3 separate regions of the Homo sapiens genome follow, and all the other regions are linked to region 3. The links are chromatin loops, found by intact Hi-C in ENCODE. Cell type or tissue: endothelial cell of umbilical vein. All regions are shown on one strand. Each heading gives the region's core, and the rest is flanking DNA. Links, peaks and the distances in the headings are about the cores only.

Region 1 (5,000 bases), core at 1-5,000, 230 kb before region 3:
CTCCCCACACAGCAGGAGGTGTACACCCATCCTGGGATATTATTCCTAATATCCACGGAGAGGAGAGGCTGATAATACTCCCAATATGGCAGGGGGTGTACATCCAGTCTGTGATATTGTTCTTAATATTCAAAGGCGGAGAGGTTGATATTACTCCCAATATCACAGAAAGTGTACAAACCCGTGTACTATTGTTGCTATTATCCCGAAGAAGAGAAGATGATATCATCCCCCCATCGCAGGACGTGTACACCCACTCTGTGATATTTTTTCCAATGTGCAGGGCAAGGGAGGATAATATTCTTCTTAATAGCACAGGGTGTGTACAGCCCCACTGTGATATGGTCCTTAATATTCCAAGGCGGAGAGGATGATCTTACTCCCAATACCGCAGAAAGTGTACACCACCCCAGTGATATGGTTCCCATAATCCTGGAGAGAAGAGGATGATGTTACTTTCAATATCGCAAGGGGTGGACACGCCCCCAGTGATATTGTTCCTAATTTCAACGTGGGAGAGGATGATACTACACGGAATGCCCCCAGGGGTAAAAACACTCCTGTGATATTGTTCTTAATATCAAGGGGAAAGAGGATGCTATTACTCCAAAGAGTGCAGAGGATGTGTGCCCGTCTGTGACATAGTTGGTAATTTCCAGAGGCAGAGAAGATATTACTGGCAATAACGTGAACACGCTGTGTGACCATCGTGGATCGTCGTATCCAGGGGGGGAGGGGGGGTGATATGACTCCCCGCAACGCCGGTGGCGCCCGCCCCCCTGCGATGTGAATCCTCATATCCAGGGGGGGAGAGGGGGGTGATATGGCTCCCCGCATCGCGGGGACCTCACCCCCTTGCGATGGGGGTCCTAAGAGCCAGGGGAGGGTAGGGGCTGGCTCTTACTCCCCGTACCGCGGTAGGGGGCCTCACCCGCCTGCGATGGGGCTCCTAAGAGCCAGGAGGGGAGAAGGGCTGGCTCTTACTCCCCGTATCGCAGGAGGTGTGTTATATCATCCTCTCCACCTTTGGATGTTAGGGACAGTATCACGGGGGAGGTCTCCGCCCCCTGCGATATTGGGAGTCATATCATCGGCTCCCACCCAGGGTATTAGGAACAAGATGACCGAAGGGATGTATACCCACTGCCCTATTTTCAATAATGTCATCCTCTACCCCCTGGCTATTAGGAGTAACATCATAGAGGGGTGTACACTTTCTGCGATATTGGGAGTAATAACCTCTCCCCCAGGGATATCGGGAAAAGTTATATTAATTATTAATATTAATAAATATAATAACAATTAATAGTAATCATCGATAATTACAGTAGAGACAGTAAAACTTAGTAGGGATGAAAAATATTAACGGTTACTATTAATAATTAATAGCAATATCACTATTAATAATAAAATAATGATATCAGTAATTAATGTTACTTCAATCAATCATAAGTGATGTTGGTAATAAAACAATAATTAATATTAAGATTAATAACTAATATTAAGAGTGACATTAATATTAATAATTAATTTTAATCATGCATAATCATGTCTTGAAAATAATCATTAACGATTAATAACGTTATACTATTAATTAATATTACTATTGATAATTATTAAGAAGACTGATGTTTAATAATTCATAGTATTATTACTGCTAATACAGCAGGGGGTGTACACCTACCTGTGATAGTGTTCCTAATATCCAGGGATGGAGAGCATGATATTAGTTTTCATATCGCAGTAGGTGTACACTCACCCTGTGACACCGATCCTAATACCAAGTGGGTAGAGTATGACATGACTGCCAACATAGCAATCAAGGTACAGCCACTCGGTGATATCGCTCCTAATATTCACGGAAGAAGCGTATGATATTACTCCCAATATCGCAGGGAGTGCACACCTCTTCTGTGATATTGCCCCTGGTATCCCGAGGGGAGAGGATGATAATAATTCCAGCATCGCAGGCTGTGTTCACCCAGCCTTTGAAATTGTTATTAATATCCTGAAAGGGAGAGGATGATATTACTCCCCATAATAGATAGATATGACTCTCCATAATAGAGCAGGAGGTGCACACCCACCCTGTGATATTCTTCCTAATATTCAGAGGCCGAGAGGTTGATATTACTGCCAATATCGCAGGAAGTGTACACCACCGTGTGAGATGGTCCTTAATAATATTCCAAGGCGGAGGGGGTGATAGGACTACATATATGGCAGAAAGTGGACACACCCCAGGGATATTGTTCCCATGATCCTGGAGGGAAGAAGATGATATTACTTTCAATATCACAGAAGGTGGACACGCCCTCACTGATATTGTTTCTAACTGCCACGTGGGAGAGGAGGTTCTGACACGCGATATCCCAGGGAGTAGAAACCCCTGTGTGATACTGTTCTTAATATCCACGGAGGAAGAGGATGATATTACCCCCAATACACACGGGTGGACACCCTCGGTACACCGAGGGTGTCCACCCGTCTGGGAAACAGTTCACAATCTCCAGAGGGGGAGATGATATTACTCATAATCTGGTAAAGAGGCTGTGAGTCCACCGCGGATCCTAAGAGCCAGGGGGGCAAGAGGGGCTGGCTCTTACTCCCCGCATCGCGGGGGGCGCCTCGCCCCCCTGCGATGGGGGTCCTAAAAGAGCCAGGGGGGCAAGAGGGGCTGGCTCTTACTCCCCGCATCGCGGGGGGCGCCTCGCCCCCCGGTGCGATGTGGATCGCTATATCCAGTGTTCGAGAGGGGGGTGATATGACTCCCCGCGTCGCGGGGGGCGCCCCTTCCCCTCCAATTTGGATCGTCATATCCAGGGTGAGAGACGGGTGTGGTATTACTCCCCGCGTCGCGGGGGGCACCCGCCCCCTTGCAATGAGGACCGTCGTATCTAGGGTGGGAGATAGTGTGCTATTACTACCCGCCTGGTGGGGTCGCCCTCCGCCCTGCGATGTGGATCGTCGTGTCCGGGGGGTGTGGGGGTGATATTACTCCCCGAATACGGGGGAGCGCCAGCCCCCCTCCCATGTGGATCGTCATATCGATGGGGTTAGTGGGGGGTGATATTACTCCCCGAATCGTGGAGGCTCCCGCCCCCATACCGTGTGGATCCTCGTTTCCAGGGGGAAGAGGGGGGTGATATTCCTGCCCGCATCGAGGGGAGCTCCCGACCCCCTGCGATGTAGATCGTAATATCCAGGGGGTGAGAGGGGGGTGATATTACTCCCCGATTTGTCCTAGGATTCTTTCTGTACTGCCATCCTCGGTTCACACCCTGGGACATTATCTTCCATCTTGTAGCAAGATGCGGCTGCTACAGTCGCTGGGGTACACACCCTTCAATATTGTTCGTAATTTTGTAGGGGAATGTTAAACCTGACGTCACAGGACTCTGTACCCTGTGAAGTTATTCCCAATATCCTAGCTTCACCTTAATAATAATGTCACATTGTGTGTACACCTTGTGGTGTTATTCTTATTCTCCTAAGTGGAGGTTGCTTTTATTGTGACACGGGGTATGTTCCTTTTCATAGTATTCATAATGTCCTAGAGGGATGTCACCCCTTATGTCACAGGGTTTGTACACCTTGTCAAATTATTCGTATTATGCTCATAAGATGTCACTCCTCATAACACAGAGGGTGTACACTTTGTGATATTGTCGTCATATTCCAGGGAAATGTTACTTTTAATGTCACAGAGGGTGCACACCTTGTGAAATTATTCGTTATAATTTTGTGGGGTGTTACCCCTAATGTCACACGGCGTGTACACACAGTGATGTTACGTGCAACATGCTATGGAAATGTTGCTCGTAATTCACAGGTCATGTACACCCTTTAATATTCTTTGTAATCTTCTAGGAAAACGTTACTGCTAATGTCACAGGGCGTGTAGACCCTGTCATAAAATTCCTAATATTGTAGCAGGAGTTTACTGCTCATTTCACAAAGCGTGTACACCCTTTGATATTATTCGTATTTTCCTGAAGAGATGTTACTACTCATGTCCCAACGCAGGTACATTCTCTGATGTTATTCGCTATATCCTGGGGGGATGTTACTTCTAATGTCACACGGGGTGTACTCCCTGTGTTCTATTTCCTAATATCCTAGGGCAATTTTACTTTTAATGACACAGGGGGTGTACACATTGTGATATTATTTGTGATATTCTAGAAAGATGTTACTCCTAATGTCACAGGGCTGTGCACCCTGTGATAGTATTCACAATTTCCCAGGGGTCTCTACTCCTATTGGCAGAGACGATAACACCCTGTGACATTATTTGTAATATTCTAGCGAGATGATACTCCTCATGTCACAGGGGGTGTACACCCCGTGTTATTATTCTTACTATTCTAGGGGGATGTTACTCCTAATGTCACAGGGATGTACACCCTGTGATATTATTCATAGTGTACCAGAGGAATATTAGCACTAATGTCACGATGCATGTACACCTTGTGATATTATTTGTCATATCCTAATGTCACAGGGGGTGTGTTCCGTGTGATATTCTTCCTAACATCCCCGACGGATATTGCTCCTAACGTCACAGGGTGTGTACACCTTGTCACATCATTCACAATATCCTGAAACTACGTTATTCCTCAGGTCACAGGGGGTGTTCACCCTGTGATATTTTTCATCATAGTTTTGTGGGATGTTACTCCTAAAGTCACACGGGGTGTACACAGAGTCACACAGTGATATGACTTGTAATATTCTATAGACATGTTACTCATAAATCACAGGGGCTGTACCTCCTGTGATATGATTCCTAATATTCTAGGGGAATGTTGCTACTATTGTCACGGGGGTGTACACCCTGTGATATGACTCGTCATATCCCAGCGGGATGTTACTACTAATGTCACAATGCCTGTACACCCTGTGATATTATTCGTAATATCCTAAAGAGATGTTAGTACTAAGGCCACAATGCATGTAGACCCTCTGATAGTATTCGTTATATCCTCGGGGGATGTTAC
Region 2 (5,000 bases), core at 1-5,000, 580 kb before region 3:
AATACCCAGGTGTATTAGTCAGTTCTTGCATTGCTATAAAGAAATACTTCTGAAACTAGGTAATTTATCAAGAAAAGAGGTTTAATTGACTCACAGTTATGCAGGCTGTACAGGAAGCATGGTGGCATGAGCTTCTGGAGAGGCTTCAGGAAACTTACAATCATAGCAGAAGGCCAAGGGAAAACAGTCACATCTTACATGGCCAGACCAGGAGCAAAGGGAGGTGCCACACACTTTTCAATGACCAGATCTCAGGGTAGCTTGCTCACTATTTCAACAACAGCACCAAAGGTGGATGGTGTTGAAACCATGAGAAACCACCCCTGTGATGCAGTCACCTCCCACAAGGCCCCATCTCCAACTTGGAGGATTACAAGTCTACATGAGATTTGGGTGGGGATGCAGATCGAGATGATATCACCAGGTGTCAGGAGGAGAGGCAAGGGTGGCTGACTGTCTGAGTTATTCAATAGAAAATCATGGTTATCCTTAGTTTATGCTGGGTTTTTTTCCTCCTATTAGACAGCAGTGAAGACCGTTTGGGTAGAAGGTTTAAGTGAAGATGGTTTTACCTATTACTATAATACAGAAACAGGAGGTAAGTATTACCTTTGATTATCTTAACTGTTTAAAATTGTACCTGGAACTGCTTATTGGCCTGCTGATTAATCATCTGAACTTGGAAATTTTAGTATACAATAAACATATTTGTGTAGTAAACATGAATTATTTTTTGTAATTTAAAAACAATACAGTGGAAAAGCAAAAAGATTTATATTCGTATTATGTTGTGCTGTTCACCAATGTTATTCTCAGTTGATATTGCATTCACAAACTTAAAAATAGAATCATTTTAGCTTTCTCTGACATTACTATTTTTATAATTATTTTAGAAATATAGTCATTACCTTGGAAGGTAGCTTAGAGATCATCTGGCTCAACTTGCCTTTTCCTTTTTAAAAATAAAACTGTGGCCGGGCACAGTGGCACATGCCTGTAATCCCAGCAGTTTGGGAGGCCAAGACAGGTGGATCACCTGAGGTCAGGAGTTAAGCGACCAACCTGACCAACATGGTGAAACCCTGTCTCTGTTAAATACAAACAAATTAGCCGGGTGTGGTGGCACATGCCTGTAATCCAAGCTACTTGGGAGGCTGAGACAGGAGAATCTTGTACCTGGGAGGCGGAGGTTGCAGTGACCCGAGATCGTGCCATTGCACTCCAGCCTGGGCAACAAGAGCAAAACTCTGTCTCAAAAAAAAAAAAAAAAGTAGGCTAGGCGCGGTGGCTCACGCCTGTAATCTCAGCAGTTTGGAAGGCCAAGGCGGGCAGATCATCTGAGGTCAGGAGTTCGAGACCAGCCTGACCAACATGGTGAAACCCCTTCTCTACTAAAAAATTACCCGGGCGTGGTGGTGGGCACCTGTAGTCCCAGCTACTCAGGAGGCTGAGGCAGAGAATCACTTGAACCCAGGAGGTAGAGGTTGCAGTGAGCCAAGATCGCACCACTGCACTCCAGTCTGGGCGACAGAGCAAGACTGTCTCAAAATAAAATAAAAAATAAAACTGAAGCTATTTAGTAGTGTCTAACAAATTAGTAAAAGTGAAAATTTAACAATGTTTCAGTTGCATAAATACTTACGAAGCATGCATAAATACTAATTGTTATCTAAAACTTTTTTTTTTTTTTTGAGACGGAGTCTTGCTATCGTCCAGGCTGGAGTGCAGTGGCACAATCTCGGCTCACTGCAGGCTCTGCCCCCTGGGGTTCATGCCATTCTCCTGCCTCAGCCTCCCAAGTAGCTGGGACTACAGGCACCAGCCACTTCGCCAGGCTAATTTTTTGTATTTTTAGTAGAGACGGGGTTTCACCATGTTAGTCAGGATGGTCTCGATCTCCTGACCTCGTGATCCGCCCGCCTCGGCCTCCCAAAGTGCTGGGATTACAGGCGTGAGCCACCGCGCCCGGCCCTAAAACTTTCAAATTAATGTTTCATCTAATTTAACATCATAAACAGTTGAATTTATCAGAACAGCTATAACATTAATGTAACTTTAGGAGAGGCTTGTTTTTGTTTTTTTAATTCCTGTTATCATTAGCTCATTGCATAGCATTAAATCTTTTAGGAAGAAAAGGCCCTTTTAACCTCCAAGTAGATATTTAGCCTGCCCAGTTATAGCAATGTTTATATTCCAGTACAATTGAAGGTTGGGATTTTTATACATATAAAATAGTATAGTGATATAATATAGCTTTAGAGTTAGACAGATCTGAGTTCAATGCACAGCTTCTTTCCTTACCAGCAATGTGACTGTGGGTGTTACTGAGCCTATAGTCACTCTTCAGTGAAATAGAATAAACATGCATGCTCTGTAAGGTCATGAATGTCATATGTCATAAAGTTCCAATAACAGTGCTTGGCACATAGTAGGTGCTAAATAAATTACTCCCTGAACTGGCGTGGTGGTTCACACCTGTAGTCCTAGAACTTTGGGAAGTTGAGGCAGGCGGATCACTTGAGGTCAGGAGCTCGTGACCAGCCTGGGCAACGTGGTGAAATCCTGTCTCTACTAAAAATACAAAACCTAGCTGGGCGTGGTGGCGCTTGCCTGTGGTCCCAGTTACTCGGGAGGCTGAAGCAGGAGAATCGCTTGAACCGGGGAGGTGGAGGTTACAGTGAGCTGAGATCACGCCAAATAAATAAATAAAAATAAAATAAATAAATTCTTGAAAGTTCTATTGTTAACTTGTGTGAAATGTGGATTAGGAAAAGTAATGTTTTTTCATTAATCCTGCCAAGAACTCTGTATTAATTAAGGTGCTGTATATATTGGTTTGCCTTGAATGATTTTGGTTTATTCCTGGACCAGAATAATTACTAACGGCAGCCCCTTTCACTCTTAAAACTCTCCCAGTTGAAAGTAGGGAATTAATTACAAGGTAATTAGAAATATTATTGTTTTACTAAAAGCCCAATGAACCACTGGATGGCAGTAGAGTTCAGTCAATTGAGATTCCCATTGCTGCCCCCCCACCCACCAAACCACCATAATAAAAATGAGAATTTAATATTCACTTAGTGCTTCACAATGTAATTTCACTCCATGAAAATCTTAGGAATTTTTTCTTTTTTTAAATTGAGACAAGGTCTTGCTCTGTCCCCCAGACTGGAGTGCAGTGGCACAATCATGATTCACTGCAGCCTCTATTTCCTGGGCTCAAGCAGTCTTCCCGCCTCAGCCTCCTGAGTAGTGGGTACTGCAGGAATATGGCATGATGCCTGCTAACTTTTTAATTGTTTGTAGAGACAGGTTCTCGCTATGTTGCCCGGGCTGGTCTCACACTCCTGAGTTCAAGCAATCCTCCTACCTCGCCTTTTCAAAGTGTTGGAATTACAAGCATAAGCCAGCACACTGGGGCCAGGAAAGGAAATCTCTGTGATAAGCAAGTTTCAGGAAATCTCTTGTTTGCTCATTATCAATACGTTTCCTGAAATTGGTGTCAGATAAATTGTGAACCGTTAGAAATATCACCCAGTTCTTAGGTCTCTCATTCCATTGGAGTTATAGTTTACACATCTAGTAAATCCGGGCTGTTTGAAATCAATTTCTGAAAGATACAAGAGCAAGAGGTTTGAGAACTCTGTTATCTTCTTGATCAAGAGATAGTATGAAATACATACAGTATTGTCATTTAATAATTGTAAGTGATAAATGTTATGTTGAAATTACATCTGAATAGAATTAATAACTAAATAACATGACTTTAAAATGTGTTGAGCAGAATCCAGATGGGAGAAACCTGATGATTTCATTCCACACACTAGTGATCTGCCTTCTAGTAAGGTCAATGAAAATTCACTTGGCACCCTAGATGAATCCAAATCATCAGATTCGCATAGTGATTCTGATGGGGAACAGGAAGCAGAAGAAGGAGGGGTCTCTACAGAGACAGAAAAGCCAAAAATAAAGTTTAAGGTAGGTTTTTAAATTTTACTCTTCACATCAAATTTTTTTTTTTTTTTTTTTTTTTTTTTTGAGATGGAGTCTTGTTCTGTCCCCAGGCTGGAGTACAGTGGCACTGTCTTGGCTCACTGTAACCTCCACCTTCCGGGTTCAAGCAATTCTCCTGCCTCAGCCTCCCGAGTAGCTGGGACTACAGGTGTGTGCCACCAAACCCGGCTAATTTTTTTTATTGTTAGTAGAGACAGGGTTTTACCATGTTAATAACCAGGATGGTCTTGATCTCCTGACCTCGTGATCTACTTGCCTCGGCGTCCCAAAGTGCTGGGATTACAGGCGTGCGTCACCACGCCCAGCTGACATCAATTTTTGAAAAGCTCTACAGACCTTAAGTCTTCTGATAGAACATAGAAATTAAGACATATTTTGGCAACTGGATAAATAAAACCGGGAACACTCAGGAGCCCATGAGTCAAAGCAGAGGAGACACATTATTAGCATTGAGCAATGGTTGCGATTGTTGGCCTGAGAAATGTAGGAAAATCAGAGTTCCTAAATACCTAGTTACACCTAGGATCTTGTCATTGCCTGCAGTTTCTCTACCAACTTCACAAATCTTGATGGAACTTAGAGTAAGGGTTATGTGCAGTTTACAGAGGAGCAGCAGCAAAGCCTTCGTTGTAATTGCCATCTCACAATGATTATAGCCAGCCAGATTTAGGTAATCCAGTATCCAACTTAGGATAGAAATGATTAATTTATTTTCGTCAAAATGAATGTGTTCCAACAACAACAACAAAAAAATACAGGCCAATAACCCTGCTGAACATAGATGCAAAAACCTTCAACAAAATACTGGCAAACTGAATCCAGCAGTACATCAGAAAGATTAATACACCATGATAAAGGGATGCTTTATTCCAGGGATGAAAGGATGGTTCAAAGTATGCAAATCAATAAATGTGATTCACCACATAAACAATTAAAAACAACCATATAATCAGCTCAATAGATAAAAAGCATTTGTTAAAATTCAG
Region 3 (8,569 bases), core at 2,100-7,099:
CCCAGAAAAGTAAACAAGGGAATAAAAACAAGGTGACTCAAAGGATGAGGAAGTATGTTTTTGTAGAGAACAAAAGATCCTTTCACAGTATGTCAAAGACTTAACTGTGAACTTTCCCGAATGTAAACACTGTTCAAATGGCAAAAGGAATTTCATCTATGTCTATAAAAGGTCCTGAACAATAGCTCTTGCTTGAAGCTACTTTTGACGGGGCCGTAAAATAATCTTTTCTTCAAATACTTTACATACAGACCTACAAAAACTTTTTCATCTTCTCAGGAGACATACAATTATAATTACCTTCATAATAGCAACAATAACACATAGAAGCACGGTACTGCTAAAGGCAATTAATGTCATAAATTATAAGCAGCATCATTTATGCTTAGAGTCTTCAGGAATAAAGAAATGCTTTAAGAGATAGTTTAAAATATTAGGCTAATGGTTTCCATTTAGCCTAAGAATTTAAAACTTATAGGGGCTGAGTACGGTGGCTCATGCCTGTAATCCCAGCATTTTGGGAGGCCAAGGCGGGTGGATCACATGAGGCCAGGAGTTCGATACCAGCTTGGCCAACATGGTGAAACCTCGTCTCTACTAAAAATCCAAAAAGTAGCTGGGCGTGGTGGGGGGGTGCCTGTAATCCCAGCTACTTGGGAGGCTGAGGCACGAGAATCACTTGAACCCGGGAGGCGGAGTTGCAGTGAGCTGAGATTGCGCCACTGCAGTCCAGCCTGGGTGATGGGGGACACTCTGTCTCAACAACAATAACAACAACAAAAACATAGGGCAGTAGATTTCTTTAAACAGATTTCATTATGATTACAAAAAAGGAATATTAATATTTTAAACCAAAAGGAATTATGAGATATCAGTTAGCTAAAATAAATATTTAACTTTTCCTACTTTAAAGTTTTACTCTTTACAAACCTCCTAGTTTTAATAATTGTAAAATGAACACTAGTAATTATTTAATGACAAGAATATGTCCTATAGTAAAATGCAAAGGAATAAATAGGTTTATTTGCTGTATTAGATGAATAATATATGAATTATAGTCAGGCAGATAATAATATTATCTGTATTTCTGGTGAGGTAGTTTTACTTCGTGTTTCTTTGTGAATCATTTTGATTAGAGTAGATTTTTCCATTAGTATTTTGAGTATTGATCATTTTTGTTTAGTACTGTTAGTATTCATCACAAGTTGATTGTTTTTTCATTTCCAAAGGTTTATTGCTGGGGGGTGAGGGGAGAATGTTATTTTTTTCTACTGAAATGCACCTCTAACTTTATAATATCTGGTAATGGTGAAACAGAATTCACTTCTAGTAACAAGACCTAAGCCACAGAATTTCAGAGTTGGAAGAAAATATGCTGGATACTTTAGGCCCACATTCAGCCTCACTCTGAGAAGGGCAGCATTCCACCACCAGGGGTAGCTTGCACAAGTTAGGTACAAATTTAAGTGATCACTGCAACACGTGTTGTGCCTTTACAAAGCTGGCTGGGACGGGAAATAATCTAATTCCTTGGATTGTTCATTGTAATTTACGTTAAGTTATGAACCTAGTATTAGCCCCTCCCCTTCAAAGGGTCATTATACATACTCAACAAGTTTTCTAAATTTTAAAGTTAATTCGGTAGCTCTTTATAAATTTTAAAATTAGTTCACCATATAATCTTTAATCTATAATAGATAATAGGAGAAATCTATAATCTTTCTATTATTGTACAGATTTATTATCATAAATAATAATATTGTATACTTATATACTACTTTACAGTTCACAAAATGCTTGAACATGTTATCTCATTTGGGTTTTACAACAATCCTGTGAGGTAGCTGCTATAGTCAGTTCTATTTTACAGATGGGGAAATGGAGCTTCAGAGAGGTTAAATGATAGCCTAAGATCACTGGATAGAACTTGGAATCAAACTTGGTTTTGGCTACCTGGCTCAGAGGTGTTTATTCCATAGCCACAAACTAACAAGCGTAGAAACATGAACCAGGGTGGGATTGATCCCTATTTGATTCTTTGCCAACCTAGGCAATAGTCACTAGTGAAGAGTGAGCTCATTTACAGATACAAAAGGCTCAGCCTGGAAAACTCCAAAGGATTCTCCAGTTTTATCATCCCTCTGAGGGACCTCGTAAAAGCTTTAAATAGCCAAATTAATTGTACATCCATTTACTGATTTACTGATTCATCAAGAATTTATTGAAATCTGACCAGGTGTCAGGCTCCTAGGTGGGTGCTGGGGGTGCCAGCCTAAGTGGGACATACACTCTGCTCTGGGGGAACTTGCCCTTCTGACACATGTCAAAGTCAGAGATCACAGCATGATCAAGGCATAGGGATGCCGAGGAGGGAGGGATGTGTTTTGCTGAGGGTAGACAGGCTGCATCCAAGGAGGGCTTAGGGAGACATTGGCATGCAGCCTTAAAGGAAGAGACACAGGAGTGTGTATGGGCATTCCAGGCAGGGGCCAATGTGAGTGAAGGTGTGGGGTCTGATAAGGCATATTTAAGGGGTGTGTGGACACTGCTTTAGCTTCATTCTTCTCATTCTTACAACCAGAGGATTTTGCTTTGTCACTCATAAAATGCGTAATAAATATAAACAGAAACCAAAACAACATGGTACTGGTACAAAAACAGATACATAGACCAATGGAACATGTGAGAGAAGCCAGAAACAAAGCCACACACCTACAGCCATCTGATCTTTGACAAAGCCAACAAAAAAAAAAGCAATGGGGAAAGGATTGAGGATTGCTTTGACTATTGAGGCTCTCTTTTGGTTCCATACAAATTGTAAAATAGCTTTTCCTAATTTTGTGAAAAATGACATTGGTAGTTTGACAGGAATAGCATTGTATCTGTAAATTGCTTTGGACAGTATCTCCTTTATTTTCCCCCTTTCCTTCCCTCTGATTTCAGGAGATTCCATTTAAAAAAATTATCTTAGAGTGAGAATATAATAGTGTAGAAAGCAGAGGTAGACTGCCCATCTTTTTGGCTTTTGTATTCCAAACCAGGAGTTGGCAAACTTTTCTATAAAAAGCCACGTAGTAAATATTTTAGGCTTTACAGGCCATATGGTCTTTGTTGCAACTACTCAACTGTGCCTTTGTAGTGCAAAAGCAGACACAGACAATACATAAATGAATGAGTGTAGCTGTGTTTCAATAAAACTTTATGGACACCAAAATTTGAATTTCATAAAATTTTCATATGCCATGAAATATAATTATTTTTATCAACTGATTTTTTCCAACTGTTAAAGTTTTTTTTCCAAAAAAATCTTAGTTTGTGGGCCTACAGAAAAAGGTGGTGCAATTTGCCAGTCCCTGTTTTAATTGCTTAGGGAACCTAAGGGACTCTTCTAGAGCTTGTAAGCAAATTTAGCAACACAGGAAAGCCTGGAAGAGAATGGGGCTTCATTTCTCAATCCTGCTCCACCCTGGTGTGAGAAAAGAGATATCAGCAGGTCCTGCCATCCCACAAATGTGTGTACTGTCATTACTCCCAGTGTGAAACATTCTGAATTTGCTGCTAAAATTTCAAATTAATGAGATTTCACTTAAAAATCTAGATTTTGGTCTTCTCTTGAAAATGGGAGGATAAGGCCAAATTGGGGCCAGATTCTCACATGGCAACAGCTAGGTAGTGACTGCCTTCCTATATGGGGCACAACTTCCTGTTCACCTGAGACCCTCCTGGCCTGTGTCCCCATCCACATTGCCTGTCTGGCACCTATAAGCATTTAGTCTAAATTCTACTAAGCAGAGACATCTGTTTTCTTCTCTAAGGGCACAACTTCCATTAAAACTAATCTTTTGGTCCTAGGGAAGCCACATGGGGAAGAGGCATACAAACACGGGCTTCTGAGTTAGATAAACCTAGGCTGAAATCTCAGCTTTGTTCTTTGTTAGCAGAGTGAGCCTGGACAAATTACTTACTCCCAACCTCAGAATGGGAGCAATAATATATACACCTGAAATGGTGGTTGTAATGATCATGTGAGAGAATGTATCAGAAGCAGCTAGCACATACTCAGCAGTTAATTAAAAGAAGAATCACTACAATGGAGAAGTTCTTTGATGTGTATCTTTTAGTTTTAGACCCTGTATTCATTGTTGCCTTTTGTGGAAGGACCTGAAGGATGAGCTTACAATCTACCTTATTTTATAAAAAAAAAGAAATTAAGGCCCAGAGAGGTGAAATGACTACTTAAAACCAACTAGTGATGGAACCAGAAAGAGGATTTGGGTTTCTTAATTTTTAGTCAGAGGAAATTTCTCTGTGCTACAATACCTCACTAAAATTTCTGAATTCTTTCATAAAAGCCTTTCATTTGATAGCCAAAAGATCTTCTGATAGAAAGGACATTGACTCAAGATTTCTGGCTAGCCTAGTGACGATGCTTTTATATTACAACTTCCAAATATAGTGAAATGACAAGAATTTGTCATTAGTTGTTGAAGTTCCAGTATTTATTTGAAATACTCCTGTTCTAAGCTCACCGACACCCTCCTGTGGTCAGTGGAAATAATAATTCCAGTCAAACAAACAAGAAAAATCTGGAGCTATTTAAAGTTAATGGTTAAATGTAACAAGATAGATAGATGTCAAATAACATAATACAAATTCACTATAATTACATTATTTTAGGTCCTAGCCATTGCACAGAGCAAAGATTACTTGTCTATCTCTGACCAAATCTTTAATGAGATTGATAGATTATAATGGATGTTTTCCTTAGGGCTTGTTCACAATAAAACTGCCTGTTATAAATTAATGTAAAAAAATCAGTAGTATTTCTATATACCAGTAACGTCCAAGCTGAAGGCCAAATCAAGAACACAATCCCATTCACAATAGCCACAAACAGAATAAAATACCTAAGAATACAGCTAATCAGCGAGATAAAAGATTTCTACAAATTACAGAACTACAAAATACTGCTGAAAGAAATCAGAGATAACGCAGACAAATAGAAAAACATTCTATGCTCATGGATAGGAAGAATCAGTATTGTTAAAATGGCCACACTGCCCAAAGCAATTTATAGATTCAATACTATTCCTATCAAACTACCATTGGCATTCTTCATAGAATTAGAAAAAACTATTTTACAATTCATATGGAACCAAAAAAAGAGCCTGAATAGCCAAAGCAATCCTAAGTAAAAAGAACAAAGCTGGAGGCATCAAATTATCCAACTTCAAACTATACTACAAGGCTACAGTAACCAAAACAGCACCATACTGGTACAAAAACAGACACATAGACCAATGGAACAGAATAGAGAACCCAGAAACAAAGTTGCCCACCTATAGCCATATGATTCTCGACAAAGTCAACAAAAACAAGCAATGGGGAAAGAACTCTACTCAATAAGTGGTGCTGGGATAAGTAGCTGGCCGTATGCAGAAGATTGAAACTGGACCTCTTCCTTTTACTACATACAGAAATAAACTCAAAATGGATTAAAGACTTAAATCTAAGACCTAAAACTATAACAACCTAGAAGAAAACTAGGAAATACCATTCTGGACATCAGCCTTGGCAAAGAATTTATGACTAGGTCCCCAAAAGCAATTGCAACAAAAACAAAAATTGACTCATAAAAACAAACACACACACAAAGGGAGAAGAGAACACACTCTGTTACCTTAGAATGCCAACTAATAAATGTCAAAGGAATACTGGAATCAGAAAAATCACCACTTTGCAACTATAGTGATAATAACTGATTCAAGCAAGAATCATGAACAGATGATAAAATTAATGGATGAAAGTTTGATGAAACAAGATTCACATCATCTTCAAATATATGCCCACAAAACACATTATAAAGGAAAAAATAGTAATGTCACAGTGGAGACATCACCCTAACCAAATGTTCAAAGTTAACATCACCAGCAATGGGACAAATTGACATCATGTGTCACCTAGTAGAGCAGTCCCCAACATTTTTGGCCCCAGGACCTGGTTTCGTGGAACAATTTTTCCAGGGACAGGGTAGAGGGAATGGTTTCAGGATAAAACTGTTCCACGTCAGATCATCAGGCATTAGATTCTCATAAGGAGGACACAATTTACATTCCTCGCATGCACAGTTCACACAAGAGGGTTCACGCTCCTGTGAGAATCTACTGCTGCTGGCGAGCTGCTGGTCTGACAGGAGACAGCACTCTGGTGATGATGATCACCTGCCAGCTCCTCACTTCTTGCTGTGTGGGCCTGGGGCACTGGGGACTCCTGATCTAACAGGACACATTGAGAACACAGCATTATTGTGATGTTCCTGCCAATGATGCGTAAGCTGGATCTAAAAACAGAAAACATCAGATGAACCCAGACTGAGGGATGTTCTACAAAATCACTGGCCTATAAGTCTTCAAAAATGTCAAGGTCATGAAAGTCAAGGAAAGATGAGGAACTGTTCAGATTGAAAGACACCAAAGAGACATGTAAAGTAAATGTAATACATGATCTGCAATTGCTTCCTTTTTCTATAAAGGATGTTATTGAGACATCTGAAATTTGAATAAGGTCTGTGGGTTACACATTAATGCTATATCAATGTTAACTTCCTGATTTTGAGGTCTGTGTTGTTGGTTACGTTAGGAGAATGCTCTTGTGAGGAAAAACTGAAATTTTTTTTTTTTTTTTTTGAGACAGAGTCTCGCTCGTGGCCCAAGATGGAGTGCAGCGGCATGCTCTTGGCTCACTGCAACCTCCGCCCCCTGGGTTCAAGCAATTCTCCTGCCTCAGCCTCTCTAGTAGCTGGGATTACAGGCATGTGCTACCATGCTCAGCTAATTTTTATATTTTAGGAGAGATGGGGTTTCGCCATGTTGGCCAGGCTGGTCTCAAACTCCTGACGTCAGTTGATCCGCCCACTTCAGCCTCCCAAAGTGCTGGAATTACAGGCGTGAGCCACCACGCCCAGCCAGTATTTAGAGGTAATGGGGCATCATGTCTACAACTCACATTTAAGTGGTTCACGAAAAATAATGTAGATATATAATATATATCCACACATACAGAGAGACAGAGAGAGAGAGAGAGAGAGAGAGAGAGAAAGTAAAAGGTTTTAACAATGTAATTATATTTTATGAAAAAATGGTTACATTATATCTGGGGACAGAAATTATAGAGTTTGGATTTAAGACTCTGGTGATGGAATGAGTTTTTTTTCCTATTATTTTTATCAGCAAGTGCCCTTGGTGAACATATGCTCCTTTTAAACTCGCCAAAGATTAGAAGATATTAGTGATATCTTCCTCAGAGGTTGAAGAATCAAGACCTGTCCTGTAAAGGAAATGCTATTGCAATTTTAGAGAAGCCATATTATATAAATAAGTATTGAAAATACATTTGTATAGTCTATCTATCTATCTAAATATTTCTTGAGCTGGGCTTAGGTGAGAAGGAGCTATATTCAGAATCTTAAAGTATGTTCCTGTTTTATCTTGAAAGCAGTCAGAGGCCTTCCCTACCATCAAACCAGAGGCACAAAAGAGATGTACATCTGATTTTTAAACTTCGAAATAATTATGGGCTACAAAAGAAGAAACATTGTTATTTTAAGACTAAGGGAGTCATAATTACAATAATGGCGACTATTTACTGCTGTGAAATAGTCCTTACAGATTGTTGAGAGTAACCCGAAGCAGACTGGAACACATGAACTTGTTTCCGATATTGTGTCAGATTTTTCTCTTTCTGAGTAATGACTTATATGTAAATATGAAGGCAGAGCAGTTGAGGGAATGATGACTTACAATCAAATGCAGCACTTTCCTCTTTGGCTTGTGCAAAACCTATTTAAGTTTCAGATTTTCCTACGAGGGTTCTACAGATGTTCTTTATGGAAAGGATTATTCAGCCCTCACCAGCAACGTGAAATGTAGGCCCTTCAACAGCTTTGTATTCCCCTCTTAAAACAAACATCCCGAAGAAAAAAATAATAAAAATTATCCAATATGAGTGAGCTCTTTTTCTTGGGGGGTAAGGGGATTCCCACTGTTATGCTACCAGAACACTGTCAAGGAAGACTTGACGAATTTCATTCAGAACCCCAGCAACTGGAAAGTCTCATATGAATTAGACTGGACTAGAGAGTATTTATTTCTGCTCTCTGTATAATTAGAAAACCAAGTATATATTTCTGAGCTATTCATCCAAGGAATTAAATGGAAGATAAAATTAATGGATACTATATCACCATTGGCCTAATTACCATATATTAGGTAAGGATCATGCTTCATGATTGTCTTGTTGAGTGCAAAACAATAAATCTGACAATTCAAGTAAATCTGAAGTCCCGGACTCCAAGAAGTCCTAACTTAGAGGAAAGATCATTAGCTATCACTTGGAAGGAGCTGGCTCTTGCTGTCAAAACCACTAAAAAATAAAAATAAAAATAAAAATCACATGGTCATGCGTGTTGTTCATCCAGCATTTCTTCTGGGGTGCTCCCCTCCCATCCTTATTTCCTAACTTCATGTTTCAGGTGTGACTGATTCAGTCCCTTCTCATTCCAAACTCTAGG

The links. Peaks named below come from ENCODE experiments on the same cell type or tissue, not always from the same donor. Only the 100,000 strongest peaks of a DNase experiment are listed, where the experiment ranks them.
Region 1: a loop joins it to region 3, with 18 times the contacts of the local background. A loop is called at or near these places in 55 of 110 quality-filtered maps.
Region 2: a loop joins it to region 3, with 18 times the contacts of the local background. A loop is called at or near these places in 16 of 110 quality-filtered maps.

The regions. Positions count from the first base shown.
Region 1 is chr13:41,425,406-41,430,405 of GRCh38, forward strand. No RefSeq gene overlaps it. Among named protein-coding and RNA genes, the nearest start is that of RGCC, 30 kb to the right of the region's middle. In endothelial cell of umbilical vein, for the core only: a CTCF peak has its summit at 2,936; no DNase peak of the experiment used is centred there; H3K4me3 peaks cover 575 bases.
Region 2 is chr13:41,072,260-41,077,259 of GRCh38, forward strand. WBP4 (WW domain binding protein 4) reads left to right here. Exons shown (of 10, transcript NM_007187.5): 7 at 523-598; 8 at 3,785-3,978. Among named protein-coding and RNA genes, the nearest start is that of WBP4, 13 kb to the left of the region's middle. In endothelial cell of umbilical vein, for the core only: a CTCF peak has its summit at 3,001 (motif pointing right); a DNase peak (open chromatin) is centred at 3,002; H3K27ac peaks cover 551 bases.
Region 3 is chr13:41,648,423-41,656,991 of GRCh38, forward strand. All of the region lies in intron 37 of VWA8 (von Willebrand factor A domain containing 8), which reads right to left. Among named protein-coding and RNA genes, the nearest start is that of MIR5006, 84 kb to the left of the region's middle. RefSeq lists an enhancer at 52-196 and a cis regulatory region at 118-129. In endothelial cell of umbilical vein, for the core only: a CTCF peak has its summit at 4,541; a DNase peak (open chromatin) is centred at 4,519; H3K27ac peaks cover 1,339 bases.